Linked DNA regions of Homo sapiens: region 2 is linked to region 1. Evidence: chromatin loops called from intact Hi-C (ENCODE). Cell type or tissue: chondrocyte. All regions are shown on one strand. Links, peaks and the distances in the headings refer to the core of each region. The heading gives the core; the rest is flanking DNA.

What was found. Hi-C counts contacts between places; a loop is a spot of excess contacts. Peaks named below come from ENCODE experiments on the same cell type or tissue, not always from the same donor. Only the 100,000 strongest peaks of a DNase experiment are listed, where the experiment ranks them.
Region 2: it touches region 1 in a loop (10-fold over the local background); 3 of 110 quality-filtered maps call a loop at or near these places.

Annotation. Positions count from the first base shown.
Region 1 is chr9:75,259,143-75,269,427 of GRCh38, forward strand. No RefSeq gene overlaps it. Among named protein-coding and RNA genes, the nearest start is that of OSTF1, 180 kb to the left of the region's middle. In chondrocyte, for the core only: CTCF peaks have their summits at 6,509 (motif pointing right) and 6,735; no DNase peak of the experiment used is centred there.
Region 2 is chr9:75,478,774-75,489,058 of GRCh38, forward strand. No RefSeq gene overlaps it. Among named protein-coding and RNA genes, the nearest start is that of OSTF1, 400 kb to the left of the region's middle. In chondrocyte, for the core only: a CTCF peak has its summit at 4,001 (motif pointing left); no DNase peak of the experiment used is centred there.

The DNA of each region.
Region 1 (10,285 bases), core at 1,585-9,584:
GAGGAGGCAGTCTGTCTGTTCTCAGATCTCAAACTCTGTGCTGAGAGAACCATTACTCTCTTCAAAGCTGTCAGACAGTGACATTTAAGTCTACAGAGGTTTCTGCTGCTTTTTGTTCAGCTATGCCCTGCCCCCAGAGGTGGAGTCTACAGAGGCAGGCAGGCCTCCTTGAGCTGTGGTGGCCTCTACCCAGTTTAATCTTCCTGGCTGCTTTGTTTACCTACTCAAGCCTCAGCAATGGTGGGCACCCCTCCCCCAGCCTCGCTGCCACCTTATAGTTCGATCTCAGACTGCTGTGCTAGCAATGAGCGAGGATCCGTGGGCGTGGGACCCTCTGAGCCAGGCACGGGATATAATCTCCTGGTGTGTCGTTTGCTAAGATCATTGGAAAAGCACAGTATTAGGGTGGGAGTGACCTGATTTTCCAGGTGCCGTCTGTCACAGCTTCCCTTGGCTAGAAAAGGGAATTCCCTGACCCCTTGTACTTCCCAGGTTAGGCAATGCCTTGCCCAGCTTCAGCTCACACTCGGTGGGCTGCATCGACTGTCCTGCACCCACTGTCTGACAAGCCCCAGTGAGATGAACCCAGTACCTCAGTTGGAAATGTAGAAGTCACCCATCTTCTGCGTCGCTCACACTGGGAGCTGTAGACTGGAGCTGTTCCTATTCAGCCATATTCTCCATTTGCTTATTAAATATTTCTCCATCCCTTTATTTTGACCTATTGTGTCTTTGCATGTGAGCTGCATCTCCTGGATACAGCCCACCGATGGGTCTTGACTCTTTATCCAATTTGCCAGTCTGTGCCTTCTAATTGGCTCATTAAGCCCATTTACATTTAAAGTTAATATTGTGATGTGTGAATTTAATGCTGTCATCATGATGCTAGCTGGTTATTTTGTACATTAGTTGATGCAGTTTCTTCTTAGTGCCATTGGTCTTTATATTTTGGTGTGTTTTTGCAGTGGCTGCTTTTTCCTTTCCATATTTAGTGCTTCCTTTAGGAGCTCTTGTAAGGCAGGCCTGGTGGTGGCATAATCTCTCGGTATTTTCTTCTCTGTAATGATTTTATTTCTCCTTCACTTATGAAGCTTAGTTCCACTGGATATGAAATTCTGTGTTGAAAATTCTTTTCTTTAAGAATGTTGAATATTAGCCTTCACTCTCTTCTGACTTGTAGGGTTTCTGCAGAGAGATCCACTGTTAGTCTGATGGGCTTCCCTTTGTGGGTAACTTGACCTTTCTCTCTGGCTGCCCTTAACATTTTTTCCTTCATTTCAACCTTGGTGAAACTTGGGGTTCCTCTTCTCGAGGAGTATCTTTGTGGTGTTTTCTGTATTTCCTGAATTTGAATGTTGGCCTATCTTGCTAGGTTGGGGAAGTTCTCCTGGATAATATCCTGATGAGTGTTTTCGAACTTGGTTTCATTCTCCCCATCACTGTCAGGTATACCAATGAAACGTAGATTTGGTCTTTTCACATAGTCCCATATTTCTTGGAGGCCTTGTTCATTCCCTTTCATTCTTGTTTCTCTAATCTTGTCTTCTCACTTTATATCATTAAGTTGATCTTCAATCTCTGATATCCTTTTTTCTGCTTGATCGATTTGGCTATTCATACTTGTGTATGCTTCATGAAGTTCTTGTGCTGTGTTTTTCAGCTCCATCAGGTCATTTATGTTCTTTTCTAAACTGGTTATTCTAGTTAGCATTTCCTGTAACCTTTTTTCCAGGTTCTTAGCTTCCTTGCATTGGGTTAGAGCATGCTCTTTTAGCTAGGAGGAGTTTATTATTACCCACCTTCTGAAGCCTACTTCTGTCAATTTATCAAACTCATTCTCTGTCCAGTTTTTTGCCTTTGCTGGAGTGGAGTTGTGATCATTTGGAGAAGAGGCGTTCTGGTTTTTGGAATTTTCAGCATTTTCCTGCTGGTTTTCCCTCATCTTTGTGGATTTATCTACCTTTGATCTTTCATGCTTATGGCCTTTGGATGGGGTTTTTCTGTGGCTGTCTTTTTTGTTGATGTTGATGTTATTGATTTCTGTTTGTTTGTTTTCCTTCTAACAGTCAGGCCCATCTTCTGCAGGTCTCCTGGAGTTTGAGTGGAAGTCCACTCCAGACCCTGTTTGCCTGGGTATCACCAGAGGAGGCTGCAGAACAGCAAAGATTGCTACCTGCTCTTTCCTATGAAAGCTTGGTCTCAGAGGGGTACCTGCCTGACGCTAGCCAGAGCTCTCCTGTATGAGGTGTCTGTCAACCTTTTCTGGGAGGTGTCTCCCACTCAGGAGGCACAGGGGTCAGGGACCCACTTGAGGAGGCAGTGCGTCCCTTAGCTGAGCTCGAGCGCTGTGCTGGGAGATCTGCTGCTCTCTTCAGAGCCAGCAGGCAGGAATGTTTAAGTTTGCTGAAGCTACACCCACAGTTTTGTCTTCCTCCAGGTGCTCTGGGAGATGGGAGTTTTATCTGTAAGCCCCTGACTGGGGCTGCTGCCTTTCAGGGATGCCCTTCCCAGTGAGAAGGAATCTAGAGAGGCAGTCTGGCCACAGCCATTTTGTTGCACTGCAGTGAGTTCTGCCCAGTCCAAACTTTCCAACAGCTCCCTTAATACTGTGAGGGGAAAACCACCTACTTAAAGCTCAGTAATGTGGACACCCCTCCCCTACACCAAGCTCTATTGTTCCAGGTCGACTTCAGACTGCTGTGCTGGCAGCAAGAGTTTCAAGCCAGCGGTTCTTCACTTGCTGGGCTCCTTGGGAGTGGGACCCACTGAGCAAGACCACTTGGCCCCCTGGCTTCAGCCCCCTTTCCAGGGAAGTGAACGGTTCTGTCTCACTGGGGTTCCAGGTGGCACTGGGATATGAAAAAAACTCCTGCAGCTAGCTCAGTGTCTGCCCAAACAGCCACCTTGTTTTGTACTTGAAACCCAGGGCCTGGGTAATGTCAGCACGTGAGGGAATCTCCTGGTCTGCAGATTGCAAAAACTGTGGGAAAATCATAGTATCTGGGCTGGATGGCACAGTCCCTCATGGCTTCCCTTGGCTAGGGGAGAGAGTTTCCCGGCCTGTTAAACACTTCCTGGGTGAGGTGATGCCCCATCCTGCTTCTGCTCACCTTCCGTGTGCTGTACCCATGGTCTAACCAGTCCCAATGAGATGAACCGGGTACCTCAGTTGGAAATGCAGAAATCACCAGCCTTCTGTGTTGATCTCGCTGGGATCTGCAGACCGGAGCTGTTCCTATTCAGCCAGCCATCTTCCCAGATCCAGTCAGATTTGCTCTTTTGTGGCTATTTTCTAGTTTCTGTAGGTTGCTTTATTATTTTCTATTCTTTTTTCTTTTGTCTTCTCTGACTGTATTTTCAAACAGCCTGTCTTCAAGCTCATTAATTCTTTCTTCTGTTTGATCAATTCTGCTATTGAAAGACTGTTGCATTCTTCACTATGTCCATTGTGTTTTTCAGCTCCAGAATTTGTTTGATTCTTTTAAATTATTTCAATCTCTTTGTTAAATTTATCAGGTAGAATTCTGAACTCCTTCCTTGTGTTATTTTGAATTTCTTTGAGTTTCCTTAATAGAGCTATTTTAAATTCCCTGTCTAGGTCACATATCTGTTTCTCCTGGATTGGTCCCTGGTGCCTTATTTACTTCATTTGGTGAGGTCATGTTTTCTTGGATAGTGTTGATGCTAGTAGATGTTCTTCAGTGTCTGGGCATTGAAAGGGTTAGGTGTTTAGTTTAGCCTTTGCTGTCTGAGCTTATTTGTAGCTGTCCTCCCTGGGAAGGCTTTCTAGATATTTGACAGGACTTGGGTGCTGTGATTTAAGATGTATCTGCTTTTGGCGGCATCCCAAGTCAAATAATGCTGTGATTCTTGCAGACTTAGACTTACAGAGGTACTGCCTTGATGGTCTTGGACAAGATCTGGGGGAGTTCTCTGGATTACCAGTCAGAGACCCTTGTTCTTTTCTCTTACTTTCTCCTAAAAATATAGTCTCTTTCTTTGTTATCAGTCACCTAAAGCTGAGTGACACAAGCACCCCTGTGGCCACCACCACTATGACTGCACTGGGTCAGACCTGAAGCCAGCACAGCACTGTGTCTCAGAAAGGCCTGCTGTAACCAGTCCCTGACCCAAGGCCTGCTGTAACCAGTCCCTGGCTACTGCCTATGTTCGCTGAAGGGCCTAGGGTTCTATAATTAGCAGGTGGCAAATCCATCCAGGCCTATGTCCTTCCCTTTAGGGAGAGGTCCCCCAAGCCCTAGGTGGGCCCAGAAGTTCTGTTTGGGAGTGGGGTACTAGAGTCAAAAGCCTTCATCTACCTGATATTCTATTGCAGTGTGGCTAAGCTGTCACTTATGCCACAAGATGGAAGCAGAGGAGCCTCACCCTGTAGCTACTACCAACCGAGGCCATGGTGAGTACTGCCAGACTAACACTCATCTTCCCTTAAGGCCCACAGTCTCTAAAGTCAGCTTGTCATGAAGGCTACCTGGCCTGGGACTCACCCTTCAGGGCAGTGGGTTCCTCTCTGGCCCAGGTTAGGTCCAGAAATGCCATCCAAGAGTCACATCCTGGAATCAGGGATCCCAAGAACCCTCTTGGTGCTCTAGTCCCCTGTGGTGATGGTGGTACCTATGGTGCAATACAAAGTCCCTTTTACTTTTCCTTCTGCTTTTCTCAAGCAGAAGTTTTGTCCCATAGCCACAGCAGCTGGCTATGTACTGAGTCTCACCTGAAGCCAACAAGTCTCAGAGGCTCACCCAAGGCCTTCTACGTAGTACCTGTGTATTACTACTGGTTATTTAAGGTCCAAGGGCTCTTTGGTTAGCAGGTGATGAATGCTGGCAGGACTGGGTCCTTTCCTTCAAGGCAGTGGGTTCCCTTCTGGCCCAGGGTGTGTCTAGAAATGTCATCTGTGAGCTAGGCCCTCGAATGGGGGCCTCATGACTCTGACTGGTATCCTATTTTGCTGTGGCTGAGCTGGTATCATAGATGTAAGACAACATCCTTCCTACTCTTCCCACTCCTCTCCTTAAGTGGAAGGAAGGGGTCTCTTTTGGAGTTGTGAGTTGTAGCCTGGGGTTAGAGGAGGTATGATGCGAGCACTCCCTTGGCTGCCACAGCTGGTGTCCACTATCTCTGGGCTTAGTTCAGCCCTAGGACTCGCCTAAGAGTTGTAGTCCTTATGGCCTAGATTGCCTTTCAAGTTTACTTGGAGACAGAGTGCTATAGCCCTTGGAGGCAAGGTTTGGAGGCACTCAAGCTCAGACTTCTGGGATTGGTGATTCCCCTCTGGCTAAGCCTGGCTTAAATGTTCCCTCTGTGGGTGGGTGTCAGCTGAGTTTGGTCTGGTTTTCCTTTCTGCTCTGACAGGACAGCAGTGAGTTCAGTGCATCACAATTGCTGTATTCTCCCTCCCCCAGCACCCAGAGAATCCCTCCATACCATGCCACCAAGGCAGGGAGTGAGGAAGGGGTCACAACGGTGATTCAGGACTGTTTTTAGTCTCTTCAGTGCTTCTTTCAGTGATATAAAGTTAAAAGGAGGTACTATGAGTGCTTACTTGATTTTTGGTTCTTATGAATAGGTGTTTTTTCTGTATAGATAATTGTTAACTTGGTGTCCTTGTGAAGGGCATGATTGGTAGATCTTTCTATTCCGCCATTTTGCTCTGCCCTCTCTCAACAACTTTCTTACCAGGTGGCATTTTGTATTGAAGATAGCCTTAAACCAAATTCTACCAAACCTTCCCATTTTTAATGAGTAAAGATACATTAAAACAGTTATACTACCTACCTATTCTTGTAAGCCCAGAAAGTGCCTTATTCTCCGACTTTTGGCATTTCTCTAAGCATCTTGAATGAGAGGCTTCCTGTGAGCCAATGCAACACCATTCTGGTGAGTAGATGTGAACTTCTTATTTGGGTAAATTGATAGTCTTCTGCAGTGTGAAAGGGACATAGGACCAAATACAGCCCTGGATTGTCCCAAGATATTAAGACACTGGGATTGCTGATTTTATTCTCCTGTTTTAAGAAAGGTTAGTGCGGCCCCAAGTATCTTTCTAACCCATGATATATCCTGAATTTTACTTATTTCCATTTATTTCACCAGAGAAAAATGATTTCTAATATTCTTTATGCTAAGAAACCCTCTGGTGTTTTTGGTAAGCATCTTTGAAGTTCTTACTAAAATACTTTGGAGGCTGGAATTCCTGATAAGTGAATTTCAGCTGCTAACCAGATGCCTTTTGATTTTATACAGTCTGCACTGAGCAATTTTGAGATAAATGACCACATAGCAAGTATTAGTACATGAACATTTCCTGTCTATCTAGTAGTCATTGGCATCAAAGTTTAGAAGTACCTAATCAATCTGTATAAAGTCTTTAATTAAAGGTGGGATAGTAGTAGATTGTCCAACTGAGGATGTGTTTTTAGATACATTTAAAATCTGAAAGAATAATATTGGGGAAATCGTAATTGCATTACGCATCTCTAGCATTCTCACTTCTACCACAAGGGGGCAGCATTAGCCCCAATTGAAGCCCAGTGTTGACAGCTATAATCTTAGAGTCTCTCCTAGTCATTGGTGTTGCTAAAAAGGATTAAAAAAAGCCATCACATTAAACTGAGCACCTAAATGGGTAGGTGCAGAGTTGGGCTTGAAGCTATTTGGCAGCAGGGGTAGCAAAGAGCTGGTCTGTTCTCTGAGTGGAAAGACCTGGGAATTGGGAGTGGGTGGGGTCTGAGGAGTGATTTGAGGCAGGTGGGGAACAGCCATCAGCCACATAAGACAGCGAAGTCACCTGAGGTGACAAAATAAGTGAGGAATCTCTGGCCTCAGGATAACAAAGGACTTGAAAAACAGGGATGTCTAATAGGGATTTTCTGTTTGTGTGATGCAGAATAGAATGCTTTCTTGCTGAGGGTCTTATGTGTTTCGATGCTTTGGAATTGTTGAAGTTAAAATTCAGCAGAGTCATGAAATTGGGGCCAGAGGTGACTTTGGGAATGTGAATCTCCTAGGAATTTATACAAATATTAGTAAAGGCAGTGGCCCTTCTATAGTATGGGGCCTGGTGATTTGAGAAAATCTTGTTTACATTTTAAGTTGCACAGTGACCCCACTCTCAGGCTAAAATCAGTGATTTATTTCAATAAATGTTTCTGGAGGAACTAATATTTGCTTAGCTAGGTGCTGTAGGGAGACAACACATTTCTAATTTAAATGTTTGTGCCAATGACTGTTATATTTGAAGCAACTGCACTGTCCAATTCAGAATATCCCAAGAGGGATGGACCTAGTGCCATAGTTGTCAGCTTTGTCTACGTGTTAGAATCACTTGGAGTTATTTAAAGCTTTTAAAGACACACAAACACACACATATTCCTAACCCAACATTATTTGTGTTCTCCATCTTTTTTTTTCCAATTCCAGATGGGAATCAAAGAAACCTGTTTCTTTTATAAAAATTATTATTATTTTTTAGATGGAGCTTTGCTCTTGTTGCTCAGGCTCAGTGCAATGGTGTGGTCTCTGCTCACAGCAACCTCTGCCTCCCGGGTTCAAATGATTCTCCTGCCTCAGCCTCGCAAGTAGCTGGGATTACAGGTGCCTGCCACCACGCCCAGCTACTTTTTGTATTTTTAGTAGAGACAGGGTTTCACCACGTTGGCCAGGCTGGTCTCAAACTCCTGACCTCAGGTGATTCACCTGCCACAACCTCCCAAAGTGCTAGGATTACAGGTGTGAACCACTGCGCCCAGCCTAAATTTCTTCTTAATACTCCTGTTCTTCAGTGATGCACAATTTCTAAAATGTCCCATTCTCTTTTTTAGCTTCCACAGTGGTGTAACAAGGCAATGGGAATTCACTCCACAAATCCCAGTACCACAAGAAGTTATCTGTAAGGTCTCCAGGGATGAGATAATCTACATATTTCCTCATGTCTGTTATAATGGCATTCTAGCCCAACATAATCATGTCCATCTCTTGGAATGCATTGTGTAGACTTTAACTTATATGGTTCTGCTCTACTAATGAAGTCAGTCTCTTTAAAAAATGTTCAGAGAAACTAATAAAGGATTATAAGCAACAAAAGGATACGGCCTAAGCCAAGTCAAGCCATTCTTGCTATCAATTCTGGAACAAATATATTAATGATATTCCTGTGTCTCTAATTTTATATAACAAACAGACAATCATTCTTCCATCATTTCTATTTCCTTTTTTTTTTTTTTTTTTTTTTGAGATGAAGTCTTGTTCTGTTGCCCAGGCTGGAGTGCAGTGGCATGATCTCGGCTCACTGCCACCTCCACTTCCTGAGTTCAAGTGATTCTTCTGCCTCAGCCTCCCGAGTAGCTGGGACTAGTGCCGCCATGCCTGGCTAATTTTTTATTTTTATTTTTTTGTATTTTTAGTAGAGATAGGGTTTCACCATGTTAGCCAGGATGGTCTCGATCTCCTGACCTCGTGATCCACCTGCCTTGGCCTCCCAAAGTGCTGGGATTACAGGTGTGAGCCACCGCACGTGGCCTCTTCCATCATTTCTTTGACCATGCCTAGGGACCATCAGTAACCCTAATGAAAAATGATCTTTGTTCTTTTCTGCTTTTGCTTAGTGCTGGTTTTTGGCTCTTCTAATCAAATGAGTCATTCCTGGAATGTTCAGTTTGTTTTATGGTTGTGGCACTCCAGGAAAGCAGGGCAGTTCACCTGCCCCATTCCACAGCTGACTGTAGCTGAGAAAGCTCCCAACATCTGTGTCTATAATAAAAAGCCTGCAAAAGGAAAATAAATCATGTTTCCACCTCCATTTTTTCCTGCACATTAAAGGCTGATCACTGAAAGTCATGATCTTGGCTCTGAATTGGGTTGCAGCATTTGATCTGATGGCACACAAAGCGAGATCAATATCTGCCACCATAAAAAGTCAATGAAACATAAATTAGGAAGAGAAAATTTTCTAACTCTGGCCCCAAGCAGTGACTAGTTGGGTGCAAGCCATACATTTGGGCAATGAAAAAAGAAAGCAGCTTTACTTAACAGCAGGGTAGACTATACTAGGATTATATTTTGTGCTATTCCTACTTCTCTTTATTGATCTGCATATAATGAATTGAAGCATGATGATTCTCTCTCCAAAGTTACTCAAGAGTTTACTAAAATGTTATCAGAAAGTTTCTAACTGTGGCTATAAAAGTATGTGAAACCAATCCAGGCACTGGTGACTGCTGACTATAAGCATTTTGATAATATAAGATGATATTGGTCAGCCCAAGACAAGGTCTTATCTGACATCTGTAAGAATGTTTTAAAGTTGTAATTCAGTTGGCTGTTGAGAAACAAATGTGTCTCCTCTCTGTCCTTGATTTTGGACATCATGCCTTTTCCTGATGTGGCCCAAGCTTTTTAAATTTCCAAAAATGAACATATACTTTTCTTTTTGATAATAAAATTAATGCAGATTTTTTTGAGGAAAATAATTCAAGAAACCCAGAAGAGTAAAAGAGGAAAATAAGCCTTACTTATTCCACCATCACCCAGCAATTGTTACTGATTATATGTTAGCATGTCTATTTCCAGTCCTTTACTTTTTTTCTTGTGTTGTCACACGCACACATTTCAAAAGTGGGAAAGTAGTACAGACGGCCTTGACTTATGATGGTTCAACTTATGATTTTTCAACTTTACCATGGTGTGAAAGTGATATACATATAGTAGAAATCATACCTTGAGTTTTGATCTTTTCCTGGGCAAGTGATATGCCCTGCAATACACTCTCATGATGCCGGGCAGTGGCAGTGAACTGCAGCTCCCAGTCAGCCACAGACACACCATCATGAGGGTAACCGACCGATACTCTGTAGTGTACTGTGTTGCCAGGTGATTTTGCTCAACTATAGGCCAATGCAAGTGTTCTTTCTGAGTGCATTTAAGGAAGGGTAGGCTAAGCAACAATGTTCAGAAGATTAGGTGTATTAAATGCATTTTGAATTTACAGTGGGTTTAACAGGATGTAACCCCATTGTAAGTTGAGGAGCATCTATACAGGTAGTATGTGATCTTTATGGAAATAACATAAATAGTACCCCCTTCTGCAGCATTCATTGAGAATTAACTACAGAGATTTAATGCAGGTTGAGGTCAAAGTGTCACATGAATTACTAATAAAATCTAGATTGCAGGGTGGTTTTACAGCTGTAGGCAGGAGGACTTCCTAATGCTGAGGCTTATGACGATCGACTTCCGTATCTAGCTACACACGTATTTCAAAAGTATA
Region 2 (10,285 bases), core at 972-8,971, 220 kb after region 1:
GCCAGGGTCTTAGGCACAGCTGCCCACCCCCAACCCCCCAGTGTCTCTCTGGCTACCTACTATGTTCAGACACTGTCTTGGCATGGGGATCCAGCAACAACCAGTGCAAGACAGCCTCTAGACATCTTCCTGGGCTCCAGCTTTCAGGCACATTTTTACCCCAAAGGGCTTTCCAATGCAAAAATTAACACCTGGCCCCATCAGTCTTGATGCTTTCTATTCAGTCAAGTTAGCTTTATCAGAGTCTGTCACAGTCAATTTTTATTATTTTTGTTTTACTGGATTATAAAAATTATACTACTGTAGAAAATGTGGAACTACTGAAACATATAAAGAAGAAAATAAGAACTTCTCCTAATCGCTCAACCTAGAGAGAAGCATATCTAATGTATTTATTTCCTTGTAGCTTCTTTGTGTGTATGTTTGTGCATTCTTAATTTTATGGTGTAATACCATACAATGTATGCAGTTCTTGCATCTATCTACCTACCTGTCTATTTATCTATGGCTGCAAAACACTCTATTTTGTGGATATACTAGAATTTACTCAACTAGTTTCTTACTGTTTAATATTTAAATTTCCTGGCCAGGCACGGTGGTTCACACCTGTAATCCCAGCACTTTGGGAGGCCGAGGTGGGTGGATCATAAGGTCAGGAGTTCGAGACCATCCTGGCTAAGATGGTGAAACCTGGTCTCTACTAAAAATACAAAAAATTAGCTGGGCATGGTGACAGGCACCTGTAGTCCAAGCTACTCTGGAGGCTGAGGCAGGTGAATCACTTGAACCCAGGAGGCGGAGGTTGCAGTGAGTCAAGATTGCACCACTGCACTCCAGCCTGGGCAACAGAGTGAGACTCTGTCTCAAAAAAAAAAAAAAAAATTTAAATTTCCCCCCAATTTTACCTGACTATAAGTAACATTGTGATTAACATTTATGTGTACCTATGTTTTCCATTTGGATTATTTCCTTAGGTTTGAATTTTTGAAGGTCAAAGAATTTTAGATTCTTAGGAAGTTTAAGTCCTCTTGATACATATTGCAAATTGCTTAACAGAAAGTTGTCTCAATTTCTTATTCTCCTATTAATGTCTCATTACTCTCTTCCATGCCTAGAATTTTTATCATTAAAAATCTTTACTAATGTAAAAGTTTAAAAAATTGTCTCATTTTAAAATTTGCATTTCTTTGATTACAATGAAAGTTGAATACATTTTTAATCATTCATTTACATTTCTTCTTTATGTCTCTTTAAGTCCTTGGCCTATTTATCTGGGATCATGTTTTCTTAAAAATTTGAGAAAACTCTATAAAAAAAATTTTAACCCTTTGCCTGTCATATTTAGTGAACATATTTTTCCCCCAGTTTTCAATTTGCCTTTTAATTTGTGTCACATTTGTGATTAACAACCATGGAAATAATTATGGAAGCAAGTATAATTTTTGTGACATTTTTCATAAATTTTAACTTCAGACAATCTCTATCCCCTCCTCAAAGTCTAACCAATAGTAAGAGGGTCTCACTTTCCCCGACCTGTTTACAGTGATATTCTCATTAAATTCTATGTATTACACTCTCTATCTCCTAAGGATCACTTTTGGGCTTTTGTTCTGTTTCATTGATTTATCTTTTTTGTACCAATATTACTGCCTTCATTCTTATAGCTTTACAATGAATAATTTCTATTTAATAATTATTGAACATCTACCACATTCAGAAACTGTCTTGGCTTAGGATACACCAATAAAACAGATGGACATATTCCTGCCTTCACATTTGTGGTTTTTAGTGCAGGAAACAGGAGAATAATTGATATGTACAACTAGTGAAACATGAGTGGTGAGAAGAGAGGCACAAGCTCCTGGGGAACGTATGATAAGGGTCCACCCTGGGCTCAGGGTGAATGAAGTTTCCTAGACAAGTGACATCTAAGTTTAGTCCTGAGGTTCAGGATAGGCAAACAGAGGAGGGAGAACAATAATGAAGATAGACAGAAGTGCATGCAGAAAATCCAAGCGTCAATAGCAAGCCTGATGCATTTGAGAAATTGAAAATAATTCTGTGTTGCTGGAGCAGAATGTGATTGGTTCTAAACAGGGACCAGAGTAAGAGTCACTCAAACCGTGTGAAGGAGCATGTAGTTTACCCTGGGGACCATGGAAAATTTTGAAAGGGTTTAAGTAAGAAAGTTACTTAACTTGATTCATAGTCAAGAAAGATCTGTCTGGCTGCAATATGGAGGGTTGGTTGGAATGGGGGCAAAAATTAAGGCAGGGAAATAGCTTGTTCTAATAAACCAGAAAGGAAAATGATGGTGGCCTGCACTAGGGTAGTGGCACCAGAAATAGAGGGATATGGATGGATTTGACAAATGTGGTCTATTTGGAAGACATTTAGGATGTAAACTTGACAGAAATTGGTGATTGATTAGATACGCTGAATTAGTGAGGAATCAGGGATGACACCACAGGACAATTGGGTACATGTTGGTTTCATTCACTGAAAAGGAATGCAGGAAAGATGGGCTTGAGGTGGGAAGATGCTACAGTTTGAGATGTGTGTGGTACAACCTAAAGCTGCATGCCCAATAGACAATTGGCTGTGCTGGCCTAGAGGCTGGAGGAGAGTGAGATGAACTAGGGATATAAATTCGTGTGTCTTCAGTATTTAAAGGGTGAGTAAAGCTGTAAGAGTGAATGTAACCCAACCTCTCACACAGAGTCTGCAGAATGAACATAGCAGAGGATCTAAGGAGCAACAATATTTAAGGTACAAACAGAGGATGGGAAGCTACAAAATTAGACACAGGAAGCAGCCAGAGGGAGGGCAGAAATAAGGGAGAGTGTGGTATCTTTGAAGTGGAAGAAAGATGGATATTTGGAAAATGGGACTGGCATGACATTGATGCTCTGAGACATCAGGCAAGATAATGACTGCAAGGTTGTCACTGGTATTAAGAAGTATGTTAATGACCTTGAAGAGAACAGTTTTGGTGGCCTAGAGAGGGCATAGGATAGACTGCAGTCAACTGGAAAATAAGAAGTAAGCAAACAGAAATGGGCAGTGTTGACAACTATAAAAGTTTTGAGTATGAAGGGAAGAGCAGAAGAGGATAATGATAGCTGAAAGGAGATGTGAGACCAAGGAAATTCAGACTTTCCATCCAGAAATATTTTATGACTCTCCTTTTATTTACTCAAATATTTTCTAGTTCTTGGAAAAGTTTGTAGCTATCCGTGTGGATGTTGCAGATTTCTTGTATCGTTGTTCCTGTTTAACTGGTGCTTTCTCCCCTAATTTTAAATGTAATCTTTTTTAACCTTATTACTTTATATTTACTAACCTATTGTTAGTAAATGGAAATCATGCTGATTCCCTATATTTTTATACTTATCTTGTTTCCATCCACTTTATGAAAATATATTATTATATAATTATTTTGCATAATATAATTATATGATATTATAATAGTTATAATCAATTATATTGAGTTCTCCATGTATATAAGTACTGATCTTTCATAGTGTAAATGTCATTCCTTTTCATAGTTTTTCAAGGAAGGGACTGCGCCCTAAAATATAAAATTAAAGGGTCCTGGGAAATCACCTAGACTAATATTTTTATTTCTTAAAATGAAGAATTCAGGTTAAGAGCAGTTAAGCCTCTACAGTCTTATTCATGCCAGGTCCTGTTACAACACCATAAAATGGATATACATTCCATTTTCATCAGAAGACAACAGCTTCAGGATGGGGGACAGAATATTAAAGGTTTATATCACATTAATTATGGTAATAAAATACAACTAATTCAGTGAGATCTCCAGCAACATCCTCAGAAACTAATTAAATTTTGCTGTTGCTCCTGGTGCCAACATGCACTGTTTGGTGACCTTAACTAGCTCATTCTGCTTCTCCCCATTTGCAGGGTAACTGAACTGGGTTTTATGCCATTATCCCTCTCTTGTTGATACCCACCACTGGAGAAAAGTATTCTTGCCCCCTCTGCTGGCACTTAACACCTTTTTCAATGGATTTCTGAAAATAATCTGGCTCTCTAAAGTTATAATTCCCACTGCCAATAAATGTGATACAGGTTCCCGGGCAGGGAGTCCCTTTGAAAGACCCCACGTGCTTTCTGTAAAACTTTACCAATTTTATTAAACCATAATTTACATCTAATAAGACAACTAAATATATGTACTAGTCAAGGTTCTTGAGAGAGAATATATACATATGTTCAGACAGAGAGAGAGAGAGAGAGTTATTAGAAGGTATTGGCTCATGCAATTATGGAGGCTGAGAAGTTGCACTATCTGCCCTTGACAAGCTGGAGGCCCAGGAAAGCCAGTGATGCAGTTTGAAGGTCTGAGAGCTAGTGGTATAGACTCCAGTCGAGTCAGAGAGACAGGAGTGCAAAGAGTAGGAGAAGATTGATGTCTCAGCTCTGTCAGACAAAGAGAGCAAATTCTCCCATCATCTACCACTTTGTTCTATTCAGACCCTCAGTGGATTGGATGATGCCCACCCACACTGGGGAGGGCAAACAACTTGACTCAGCCTACCAATTTACATGATAATCTCTTCCAGGAACACCCTCACAGACACACCCAGAAATAATGTCTAACCAGCAATCCTGGCAACCCATGAGCCAGTCAAGTTGTCACATAAAATTAACAATTGCAGTATAGCTCAATGAATTTTGACAAATGTCTACACCTGCATAACCATCCCAGTCAAACCATGGAACATTTTTGTCTCCCTCAAAATTCCTGTGTACCCCCTTGCTATCAATGCCCCCTTCCTCTCCTCCACTGTATTTCCAGGAAACCAATGATCTGCTGTCACTGTAGATTAATTTTGTTCATGCTACAATCCCAAATAAGGGAATCAAACTGTATGTGGTCTTTTGTGCTTGGATTTTTTACTCAGAATGAAGTTTTAGTTTATTAACATAAAGGAGTCAGTAGTTATCTCCTTTTTATAGCTCAATAGCTTTCTATTTATGAGTATACCGTGATTTGTGTATCCATTCACCTGTTGATGGATGAACATTGGCTTTTTTCCAGTTTGGGCTAATACAAATAAATATGCTGTGAGTAATCATGTACAAACCATTTCTGGTGGGTGAATACCCAAGAGTGAAATTGCTGGGTCATAAGCCAAGTTTATGCGTTTCTCAGCCCTTTCCTCTTTCAAATTACTTGTGGATTTTTTTCATTTCTTTATGTAATTATGTCAACTTTCAGTGTCCATGTTTCAAATCAATGTTGTTAGAAAGATACAGGTTTAGAATTATAATAAATTCCTGGGGAGTTGTTACTTTTATCACTGAATAAAGCTTTCATTTTTCTAATAATATTTTTGCCTGAAACTCTATTTTACTGGATATTAATATTTTCTCTGGTTAATATTTTAGTAGTTTATTTTACCATTCCTATCATTCAAAATATTTCTTTAAGTTTTCTTAAAATAATATATGACCATAATTTTTAAAAGTCAAATTGTGCTGCAAAGTTTAATGAAAGCCTGAAGTACTCTTTCCTACCACTCCCCAACCACAATCCTCCAGAGCCAACATTTAAAATTATTTTTAGTTTTCCATTCCATTCATATTTTTAAGTACCACATTTATTCTTTTTCTATTTGGGGCATTATCTATTGATTTCCAAGCATGATAGATAAGACCTATTCATTCAGACCTGCTCCCTCATCCTCCTGCTATGGACAGACACAATTCTTGGTTAGATCATTATTCAGAGTTTGTATCACGAGAGTATTGAATGCTATTTACACCTGAGACCTAACAATGTTGTATAATTACATTTAATTTTTTGTACAATGTTGTTCTTTTCAAGTATCAACAACTGCTTCATTTTGCTGTTTTCTTAAAAAAAACTATCACTGATTCTTCCTCAAACTTTTCCACATGGTCATGTATGCTGGATAATCCATCTATTCTGTTTTCTTTCTTTGTGATGTACTCTGGAGTCATCCATTCCTCTGCATTTCTCAGTGATATCTTTCTTCCTTCTTCTCAACATTGTATTTAAGCTTCCTGACTCATTTTACACTACTTAACCCTCCTTTTTCTGAGAAGGATTTCTTTCTCTCTTGGCTCACTACATATACCATACCGATTTATAATCATTTATTTAAACTCAAGTTCCTGAAATAAATACAAATCTTCCTTTCCCTTTTTTTTTTTAACATTTTAAAAAGCAAATGACAACAAAGGAAAGAGAGTAAAAAGGCTGCTGAAGGGTTGTAAGCATGAGAGCAGTGTGTTTTAAACCATCGCTGTTGGCCAGGTGCGGTGGCTCACGCCTGTAATCCCAGCACTTTGGGAGGCCGAGGTGGGCAGATCACAAGGTCAGGAGTTCGAGACCAGCCTGACCAACATGGTGAAACCCTGTCTCTACTAAAAATACAAAAATTAGCCAGGAGTGGTGGCATGTGCCTGTAATCTCAGCTACTTGGGAAACTGACTTAGGAGAACTGCTTGAACCCAGGAGGCAGAGGTTGCAGTGAGCTAGATCACACCACTGCACTCCAGCCTGGGCTACAAGAGCAAAACTCCACCTCCAAAAACAAAACAAAACAAAACCCATCACTTTTGCAGAGTGGAAAATGAGGGGCTAGCTGTGGGTGCAGTTATTACCACAGTTCGGTCACAAGATGATGGTGCCCACGTGGACTGAGTGGAAGAAATGAGGATGGAGAAAACTGGACATATCCAAAAGATATTAAAGAAGTAGCATGCATAGTGCTTGGTGATTGGATGGTGATGAATAGAGAGGTAGGAGAGGTCAAGGATGATTCTCAGGATTCTGGCTGGATGGACATGGTGCCATTTACTGAGATGGGGGAATATTGGAAGTCATGGAGGAGGAGGAAAAGGAGAAAGAGAAGGACAAAGCATTCATTTTCAGGTGATAATGATGTGACCTATTGTATATAAGGCATTTTTCACACAAACTTTCTGAATTTGCCAAACTTTTTAAAGCAGTAGATAGCTGCCAAAAGTAGATTGGTTCTGGCAGAGTAGGTGTACTATCAAGGATCAAAATTCTACTATAATTGATTACTTTGTTTAGTTGCTTCTGTTTATTTTCTGAGATACCATTTCACATTGAATTTTTTTCTCATGCTCTTTCCTTCCAAGTAGAAAAGACAGGCTTGTCTGGCAGGCAGATGAAGTTGGAAACTGATAGGAGCTAATTAAAAAATATCAAGATGGAAAACAAAATGTGAAAGGGTGCAGAGCTTGAGTTGAAAAAACCCTAGGAGAAAAATGCAATAAGCTTACTTAATGAACTAACCAATTCCAATAGAAAATTATTGGAAAAATAATTTTTTGAAGGACATGTAGTGATATGCCACCTCCACAATGCACAGTGCCAAAAATGCTGCTGGAAGGAAAAAAAGTGCAGGCCTATTCAACAAGGAGAAAAGAGAGAGTTACGAAAACTAGGACTCTTAGGACTCTGAATATCTCAGAGAGTAAAACAGAATAAATGGTTCTTAGATCTCACGTTCTTAAGTCACATAATGATACACCATTACATATATATTCTGAGTGATGGCATGAGTCTTGTACCACAGGAAACAGAGGACCAAGAGAGGTTAGTTAGCATTGACCATAGAGGTATGATTTGTGTCATAATAGAAATAGAATAATGTAACAAAATGAGCCAATTTCCCTGTTGACCTGCCATCATCAAGGAGATTGTAAGACCACATTTTATTCATTGTGAGTTCCGTGCAAACTAAATCACACATTTACTAATAAATTCAGCACTGCTTAGTGTCTCATAAATTTGTAAGAAATAAGCAATCTTGAAATATGTCTACCTCTACTAAATTTATGCTTTGCACACACATTTCTTTGCTGTTATTATTCATTTTAGTACTATGTTGTTATTGAAACATATATTCCCTTGCCAATCCAGTATACCTTAGTGAAGATAATGGCCTTTTAAAGTATAGAGATAAAGAATAAATCACTAATTTTTTTCTTCTCCAATGTTAATGCAAAATGATATACTGGCCACAAAAGAAAACCCTAATAAAACTATTCTGATTCATTTCCATCTAACGGGCCTTCTTGGCTGCAGATTCTGTCCAGGTGATACCATCCATATTGTCTCATCCAGTAATATACATTGAAATTATTTTTTCAAAGTCCGAGCAAATCCTAAAGTTTCTTTAGGATCCTTGATTAGGGTTATCAAGGGTTGAAAGTTCTGACTACACTAAAAAAAAATCAATGCCCGTATCATAGAGGGAAATCATACAACCATAATCAGACTGAACTTCCCTCTCACAAAGTCATTCTATGACATAGTTAAGGATAAAAAGAATTCTATTACACCATTCAAATGTACTCCCCACATGGAATTAATAATTCTCGATGTTTGGCAAATTGTTCTCAAATATCAGACTAGTGTGATAGAGGCAAAACAATCAGGTGGTATAAAGAATTTTTGTTTTGTTTTGGTAATATTATATTAACAAGTTTACATGATGAAGGCAGAAATTTGCTGAAATTATTTATTTCTTTATGAATTGGCTTTGGTGACACTACTGTCTCAAAGAGATGCTGTGTTGGTATAACTGCAGTTTTATCTCATAAAAAAGCAGCATAGAAAAGCAGAAAAATCATGGTATAAATAGTCAAACACCTGGGTTTCAAATCAGACATTACCACTTGAAAACTCCATGATACTGACAAGTATCAATTAATCTCATCTTAAAACAACAACAATAGTAACACCTGGATGCTATTTCACATGGTCACTGAGAAGATCAAAGAATCCAATGAGCATGCTTTGAAAATTATATTCAGAAATGTCCCTTTCCTTTTAAGTAGAATGTTTTATCTGAATTGAGATCACAGTGGTGAACTCTGTTATTGAGTTATCCATAAGGTTCATTTGGAAATGAAGATTTTGATCTTTTACATTTAGTGTGAATTCAGCTGAGAAGCCTGCTTGAAGAGAGGGAAGCAAAACTGACTTACTGGTTCTTATAGAATGAACTAACCGTTAAAGCAAGCTACAGTTTGATACTCCATGTGTTAGTTTTACAATAACAATTTGAATGCTTCTCCATGAGTTGGGAAAATTTATGTTGGACACGCTTGCTGCTTCAATTTCATATTTCAAATAGGCATTCTGAAGTCCATATAAGGAGACACTGAGACTCATAAAGCAGCCCATCTGCACTTCCTGATTTATAGTCCTGTTAGTTCCCTTGGGGGGATCTTCAGAAACCCTAAGAGGCCATATTTCTGTCAACACCATGCACCACAGGACCAGGGTTTAGGACTTGATCCCTGGAAGCTGTGCAGTTAAACTTGCCTTATAACACTGGACTAGAATGTTTGGACTTGAGGGGATCTGGATCCGATGTCTTAAAAGCCATTGTCCTGAAGAGCTGTCAGGAGCAGCCAGCTGCCTAGCCCTGGTTGCTGATGTGGTACTAATGACACTCCTAGGATGTCTCAGGTCTCCAGGGAGGGAGGGAGGAAAAGAGCCTTTGCCAAGTCCATGGGCTAAAGCAGACAGTGTTCTCAGTTCTCTCCCAGTACTTGTGGGATATTAAGCTATGTGAGATTTTGATTTTCTTATAAATCTCTTATCATGTGGCTGGGGTGACTGATTGGGTGTGAGCTGAAGTGTTGATGTGACCCAGTCAGAGGGCTATGTGCTAGGTCCCATGTCCACATTCTCTACCCCGCTCCGGGGCCTGGGTGGCTATCTCATAAGAATGGCATTAAATTGGCTTTCTTGCCCTTTGGCCTCTGGTCAGAGAGTTCAATGGGTGGAAGGAAGAGAGTGTTTGTTTCCGTGGCTGTCTCCCTGCAAGGGGGCCCAGAGGAGGCAAAGCTCTGTTAGTTGTCCCATCCATGCAGCCTTCCATGTCTCTGATTCCCATAAACAAACCGTCCGCTTACCCCTTCAGGTACATGGAGGTGATGGTGCACCGTTGTCAGCACCCTGGGTTACAGCACTCTTCTTCAGTTTCCCTGTTCCCTGCTCATCAATAGGAACTAGTCCCTTTATTAAATTCTCTTCACGTATACCAGTTTTGAGTGCCAGCTTTTTCCTGCCAAAACTCTGACACACCAGGCAAGCTGGATTGCCACCGGCCTGCAAATGGGGGCAAACCTAAACTCCAGGTGCCAAATAGCTGTTGGGCAGAATGCCATTCAATTACAGTGACAACAGGGGTCCTCTGCTTCTGTTACCTTCTAGTTAAGGGTTGGTTTCTCTTAGTTTTGT